2 separate regions of the Homo sapiens genome follow, and region 1 is linked to region 2. The links are chromatin loops, found by intact Hi-C in ENCODE. Cell type or tissue: PC-9. All regions are shown on one strand.

Region 1 (4,000 bases), 66 kb after region 2:
TTTCATTTGTTTGTTATTTTATTGGAAGACTGCTTTTTAAAAAGAAAATAAAAGAATCTGAGGATTCTTTATCTGAAGCCCTGTTTGGTATTTATTTTCAGATAAAGTCAAACAACTATTACCAAGATGACTGAATGTGAGAATGCTTTATCTGCAAATGCTAAAGATTACACTATTAAGGGAAAAAAAACTTTACTAAATTTAGGAATAGAAAAGCTGTTGCAGATTTGTGGCAATTAAATTTTATTTTGAATTTGGAAATTAGAACAGACTGGAATGCTGAAGTCTATTATAGGAGAGCATGAATGAACTTGAAAATAAATCTATTCTTACCAGCAAAGGAAATAATGAGAGAACTACATAACTCTAGAGTTTATTTAAAATCCATAAGCTAGGCCAGGCGCGGTGGCTCATGCCTGCAATCCCAGCACTTTGGGAGACCGAGGAGGGTGGATCACCTGAGGTCAGGAGTTCAAGACCAGCCTGACCAACATAGTGAAACCCCATCTCTACTAAAAATACAAAAATTAGCCGCGCATGGTGGCGCATGCCTGTAGTTTCAGCTACTTGGGAGGCTGAGGCAGGGGAATTGTTTGAACTTGGGAGGTGGAGGTTGCAGTGAGCCACGATTACACCACGGCACTCCAGCCTGGGCGACAGAGCAAGACTCTGTCTCAAAAAGAAAAAAAAAAATTAAAAAAAAAATCCGTAAGCTTCCAGCTCAAGAAAGTACATTCTACTACAGTGTAGCGTTCAATTTAACATGTTTCTATCTTAAATCTCACCTAAGTCCTCATTTGAATAGATCTACAGTCAACTATAATTGCATGGCGTCAACTCCAAGAACAGAAACATAATAATAGTTAATAAACTGGAAAGCTGCTAACTGAAAGCAATTCTTCTTAATCTTAGCATAACTTTCAGGAAATCTAGTCATTATAAAATAAATAAATATAAAATGCCATCTCCCTCTATTTCTGTAAAAATAAATTTTTTAAATCATATAGTTAATATTTCTATTAGCCAATTTTAAGTTCCTTTCTAGAGCATGCTACTTTAAGACTATTATTAAAATAATAATTGTATGAAAAATACAGAATGAAGTATAAAATATCTTTTAATAATATATGTATATACTCCAAAACAACCGGAAATACATATTGCAGTAAAGTTACTCCAGTCTTTCAAAAATTATAATAATATTTAAATAATATTTTAAAAAATTCAAAAATATTTAGGGGTATTTGAAAGATTAAAGAGAATTTTATGAAGATGCTTCCCAGATCAGCAACTTCTCTAATATGTAAGCCAGTAAATTTGCTTTGGAAAAATTACATGTTGATAAATCTTTCCAGATACATTTGCTGTCGATTGATATAAAATATGTTTTATTTAAAATTAGGATTGTCTGGAGCTTGGTGGATTTAATTATTTGTAATTACCCAGCTGTTGTCGGCCTGTGGCCATTTTATGACAGTGGTATCTACTGTGTGGGCCAGGTTCACCTGTATATCTTCTCAAACACAGATTTAATGTGCTATTGATGAAACCATTACTCGAACCAAATTAAAGTCTGGGCTGATGTATTGGTCCACAGGGAGCTGTCAGACATGAAAGGAGTAATTAGTATTCATTACTTCACACTCCACAACATTCCAATTATTAATGAACTTCAACTTTTGGACTATGCTTTATCTATCACAAACATTTCTCAGACATTCATTATTAGGAATAAACTAATACTGGTTAAACAACAACAACAACAACAACTCCCCCAAACAAATAGAACTAGAATAAACAAAAACACTATTGATAGCCAAAAACTTTCTGAGGGATGTGAGTTTCTCAAAGGAGGATGGTGTTATCCCACCTGAGTTTGAGGACATGATAAAGACATTCCGGGTGAATGTGGCAGCTCAACAGTCCCTGTAGGTTGTTTTCCTGGCTTTCTCTTTTCAATGCTATCTCTTGTCTTTACAATACCAAGGAAAATGTTTGTAAACCCACAGGTTACACAGAGATAGTCACATAGGAAAAAAAAAAAGAGGATAGAGAAATCAAGTAAAATGTTCATTGTTGGAGGTAAACAGGAAGATCCATTATAAAATTTACAAACATGTAGATTAATTTTCAAAAATTTTCTGTTCTTGTTATAACACTGCAAATCAGTAGCTCTATTATTAAATGAATACATAGCAACATTTTCCCCTTAATTTTCTTTTATATTTTCTCCCAACTTTTACTGCATTGAAAAAAGAAACATAATTCCTATTCATACCAATCTAATTTTTATTTTACCATATCTCCTACTTTGCATATGTATGAATACTTTTTAGTTTCTCTCCTTTCTTTTAAAGAGTTAGATGAGGAAATAAGAAAGTCTTTATTTTGTTTTAAAGATACTTCTTATCAGGCAAAAATAATGCAGTAACAAAAATATCAAAATTTATTCAAAATGCTTTTTAAGAAAATGACTTTTATAGATTTATGGGGTACAAGCGCAGCTTTGTCACCTGGATATATTGTGTGGTGGTGAAGTCTGTGCTTTCAATGTAACCATCACCCAAAAAATATACATTGTGCCCATTAGGTTACTTCTTATCCCTCACTCCCCTCCCACGGTCCACCTTTCAGAGTCTCTAATGTCTATTATTCCATCAAAACACTTTTTTTTTTTTTTTTTGGAGACAGAGTCTCACTCCTTCGCCCAGGCTGGAGTGCAGTGGCACCATCTTGGCTCACTGCGAGCTCCACCTCCCAGGTTCATGCCGTTCTCCTGCCTCAGCCTCCCGAGTAGCTGGGACTACAGGCACCCGCTACTACACCCAGCTAATTTTTTGTATTTTTAGTAGAGAAGGGGTTTCACCGTGTTCGCCAGGTTGGTCTCGATCTCCTGACCTCATGATCCACCTGCCTTGGCCTCCCAAACATCAAAGCACTTTTTAAGCATTTGTAACACAACTATTTTGAAAGCTTAGAGTGCCCTCAATTTGTTCATTCAAAAATAAAAGTGGGAAAAAAAAAAAGGAGGCAGGAATAGTTCGTCATAGGAAGAGGTGGCTAATAGTATTAAATGTGGGAAATCTTTTGGATTATAAAAAACAGCAGAAGCATAAAAGTCTCTCTCAGTTCTCTGAAAGACTCCACAATTCTTATATACTACTAGTGAGCATGTACATTTCTAAACACTTTGGAAAACAATTTGGCATTATCTTTTAAAGTTGATTGTGCATAAGTTCTACAACCCAACTATCTCACTATAGAACATAAACACTGAAGAATCTTGCTATGTGTACCTGTAGTTGTATGCATGAATGTGTGTACCTGTAGATGTATACATGAATATTCAGTAATATTCATAGCAGCATCACTCATAATAGCAAAACATCTAAAAATAACCAAAATGGCCTTCAATAAGAACGCTAAATAAATTGAGGAATAGTCAGTCATATCATTGAATATCACAGTAATAGACCCGGTGTGGTGGCTCATGCCTGTAATCTCAGCACTTTAGGAAGCCAAGGTGGGCAGATCATTTAAGGTCAGGAGTTCGAGACCAGCCTGGTCAACATGGCGAAACCTGTTTCTACTAAAAATAAAAAAATTAGCCAGGCCTGGTGGCAGGCGCCTGTAATTCCAGCTACTCGGGAGGCTGAGGCAGGAGAATCACTTGAACCTGGGAGGTGGAGGTTGCAATGAGCCAAGATCCCGCCACTGCACTCCAGCCTGGATGACAGAGCAAGACTCTGTTTCAAAAACAATATTATAGTAACGAATTTGCAAGAACTAGAGCCAGAAGGAGCAATGTAGATTAAATCTTAGAAACATATGATTGAGGGAAAAAATCAAGTCCTTTTAAACTATATACACCATAATGGTATTTTTATAAAGCTCCAAAAGAATATGTTGTTTCAGAATACACACACGTGTTAAAACATTATTTTAAATAAAACAATGAAGTGATAAGCAACATTCAGAATCTTCACCTTCCTATGTCTTT
Region 2 (4,000 bases):
ATCATACGACTTCCGAAGGTGCCTGCAAATGCATGTGAAGGATGCCTACGGCTCCCAGGAGGTGGGCAGCATGGCAGTGCCAACTCCCTCAGCTGCCTCATTGGTGCCTCTGTACCAGTGCCAGCACTTCCCCTTCCATGGAGCCCCAAATCTGGTCAAGAAGGAGCTACAGTTGTTTGCAGTTTACTCACTTAACATTTAGGGAGTATAGAACTGTCATCAGCTACATGTTATTTATATGTAAAGATATGATCAGAGGAAGTAGAAGCCTATTATTAGGGTACCATATTTTATAATCTGCTAAATTAAAAAGATCCTTTTAAAAGCCACACAAACCAGGGGCTGGGCACAGTGGCTCACGCCTGTAATCCCAGCACTTTGGGAGGCCAGGATGGGCAGATCGCTTGAAGTCAGGAGTTCGAGACCAGCCTGGCCAACATGGTGAAACTCTGTCTCTACTAAAAATATAAAAATTAGCCAGGCATGTTGGAGCATGTCTGTAATCCCAGCTATTTGGGTGGCTGAGGCACGAAAATCGCTTGAATCCGAGAGTTAGAGGTTGCAGTGAGCCAAGATGGTGCCACTGCATTCCAGCCTGGGCAACAGAATGAAACTGTCTCAAAAAATAAAAAATAAAATAGAATAAAAGTCACATAACCCAAATAAGCCTTTTAAGCGTAAGCAAATTCTGCTGAACTATGATGCTGCCCTCCCAACCACGGCATCCTAAAATTCCTAGACCAATTTACATCAACATTTTTAACAAAGAAACTTCTATCTTCTGTAATTGTTGCTCTGAAAGAATGAAAGACATATATTACAGGTATGAGTATGCACATGGTACTCAGACATGCATACTAATTCTATGTAGACAGCTCCACCGAGCTGGAAAAACCAGTCAATATCTAGAAAGGAGAAAAGATGGAGGAACTTTGCCTGTCCTTAGCCTCAGGCAGCTTTCCTTCTTTCCTTGCTTTCTCAGACTACTGCCTCTGGTTCTGACATCATGCCTGCCAGCTGGCATCACTCTGACCGGCAATTTATCAGGTCCTGAAATCTTAAACTCATTTACAGTGGAGGTAGACAGTATATCCAAACGGCCATAAGCATGTGAAAAGATGCTCAATATTACTCCTCAATTGAGGATTGCAAAATTAAAACCACTGTGAGATATCATTACCCTTACAAAATCACAAAAAAGATAGAGCAAGTGGAACTCACACGCACTGCTGGTGGGAAAGTAACTGGTACAGCCACTGGAGAAAACTGATTGGGAATACTATTAAAGCTACACATTATACCCTGTTATCTGGCAATCCCACTTCTGGGTATAGAGAAATGGGTAGTATGAATGGATGCCTTTGGGAGTTACCTTTGCATATTGACTGCAGAAGAATGTTCATGGTTGTGATATTTCTATAAAAGTGAAAAACAAGAAACAACCCAAACATCCATTCACAGTACAATGAAGAATTTTATATTCATATAGAATTCAAAACAAAAATGAACCATTGGTACATGAACAACATGGATGAATCTCACAAATCTAATGCAGAATGAAAGGAGTTAGACATGGATGAATGCGCACTGTATGATTCCATATATTTGGAATCAGGTAAAGCTAATCTGTGATGATAGAGGTAAAGATACTGATTATCTCTGGGGGAGGTGAGGGGTATGTTGACTGATAAGGGGCATGAGTATCCTTCTGGAGTGTTGGAAATGTTATTTTGATCTAGGTGGTGGTTGTATGAGTAAAACCTAGGTAAAAACTTATTGATTTGCACAATTAAGATTAGTAGACTTCAGTACAAGTAAGTTATACTTCAATGAAAAAGAAAAGGAAGGAAAGACCCTCTACCTTTTCTTCTGTAGACTGCCCCAGTTCATCACCACTGAGTGCATTCCTGGGCTGCATCTCCAGCAAAGTTCTGAAGAGAGTGTTGGATGTCACTGTCAGGAATTCTATTTCAGCATTTGGGTGGAGGCCATACAGTGCCGGGCTTTCTGGAGGAAGCATCTCCTCTATGTACTGGTGGTAGCCTGCATAATCTAGGTAGGGTGGGGCAGCAAAACCTGGTGCCAGCATCAGTTCATCTTCAGTCTTGAACCACAAAGGAAAAGTCAGTTATTCCAAATGTAGGTAGGCATCCATTTTCACTTCCTCAACACTTCGAGAAGACCCTGACAAGAAGGCTCCAGCACAATGCTGTCTGGGTAGCAGGCTCCCTAAACTGTTTTATAATCAACAATTTTGCTCTATATGCAACACCAGACTGATCTCTGCGGAAGATCCCAAGGAACACACATTAATCCTATCCCTAAGAAGACTCAGTTTGCAGTGTGCATGGGGCAGTGTGATACATGCACACAAAAGGAATGAGCCATCACAGAGCCTGGGCTACCCTATAACACACTCCCATTCATTGATTCTCCCAACCATCCCCATTTCCCAGAGAGGAAATCAAGACTCTGATGTGAATTTGCTGAGGTAGACATTTGATTTTAATCATAATTCTGAACTCATTTTAGTAGGACTCTGTAGCCTGTACTTCCCCAGGGCACCATACTTTCCACAGTACTGCATCACATCATTTTATATATGATGTGAATTTATATACCTGAATTTTATAATTATAAATAATGATATGTGCATTTAATGAAAAATGTGTGTGTATATAAGTACCATGTATAGGCCATATATACTAAGAGTCAGACCGATCCTACCTTCCCAGGACTTTGAGCTACTCACAGCAAAGTCTGTTGTTTAGGATCCACAGACCCTGAGAGCTCAATACACAGTTACCTACTGAGTGAAAGGCTGGAGAAAGCGGGCTTTTATCGTGCCCATCTACTTCAATAAGGCTGGGGCAAGAGGGTAGACATTCAATTTAGGGGGAAGTTTTGAACAAAGGCAATGTGAATAGCAATAACAAACCCTCTAAACATTAGAATGTAGAACTTCAAAATGTAACAAAAGAATTTATGAGCCTGAGTCTCTGACCAGCCATAAACACAGAGTCAATCAAGTGCTTACAATTTTCTAAGTAACAGTATAATCTCAGATTTATTTTTCCCTGATTGCTCTTTAGTTTCCAGGGACCATTAACCCCTCTGTTTTAATTCTCCCAGTCTCTTGCACCGTAAATCCTGTCTGTATGTGCACTTAAATGTACAGAGGAATGTTATTTTTAAACTATCATCGAATGTAGCTATTTTCTACCTAGATTTTCTGAGTCAGTTTCTGAAATGGGATTTGTCTGTAACTGTGTATGCTACACTGTGGTCCCCTCACTATCACTTGGAGACAAAGTGAATATTCTTTAATTCATTCAGTAATATGTACCCACCACCCAGTACACTACAACAAACCTTAGAAGTATAAGCTCCATATGACCTCGTTATTAAGGAACTCAGAGTCTAAAGAGGACAAAGTAAGTGTGAATTTCCACACAATCATGTGTGTAACAGTGGTTTTCTCTTTCCTTCTTAAACCTGCAATCCAGGTTACTTAGAAAGCCTATGTCCTTAATAAGGATGCTCGACTGCTTTCTGCGAATTCCAAGTGCATTTAAAACATTCGACACAGCATTTTTATTTTTATTTTTATTTTGTACCGGGAGGATTTTCAAGTTATCTAATCCTTCATATTGCCAGAAATGGAAATCTTGACCCGATGAATATGGGAAGGAAGAAGTTGGACTATTTCACCACCAGTATCCATTGGCTTGGCTTTATTTATTCACATTTGTATCATTTCATGTTTATATATAAGAATAATGAAAATTTAAATGTCACCTGGCTCAGGGCGACCAAAATAAAATGGTACAGGAGAGTTAAACTCATTATTATTAGTCTATGATGGATAAAGTAGCCAGAATAAAAATATGGGCAAAATATGAATAAGAAAACCAAAACCTAGAATCCACATATCCCAACTGAACATTATTCCCTAAAACAAGTAGTTGGTCTTCTCTGTTTGTGCTTACTAGGAAATTGA

The links. A loop is a pair of places that touch in the nucleus more often than their neighbours do. Peaks named below come from ENCODE experiments on the same cell type or tissue, not always from the same donor. Only the 100,000 strongest peaks of a DNase experiment are listed, where the experiment ranks them.
Region 1: it touches region 2 in a loop (8-fold over the local background); 2 of 110 quality-filtered maps call a loop at or near these places.

The regions. Positions count from the first base shown.
Region 1 is chr7:21,824,643-21,828,642 of GRCh38, reverse strand. The region is part of intron 65 of DNAH11 (dynein axonemal heavy chain 11); the gene reads right to left. LOC107986775 (a long non-coding RNA gene) reads right to left here and starts at 2,432. Exons shown (of 2, transcript XR_001745115.2): 1 at 1,871-2,432; 2 at 1,100-1,601. In PC-9, no CTCF peak of the experiment used is centred here; no DNase peak of the experiment used is centred here.
Region 2 is chr7:21,890,529-21,894,528 of GRCh38, reverse strand. It overlaps DNAH11 (dynein axonemal heavy chain 11), which reads right to left. Exons shown (of 82, transcript NM_001277115.2): 77 at 1,862-2,104. Among named protein-coding and RNA genes, the nearest start is that of CDCA7L, 53 kb to the left of the region's middle. In PC-9, no CTCF peak of the experiment used is centred here; no DNase peak of the experiment used is centred here.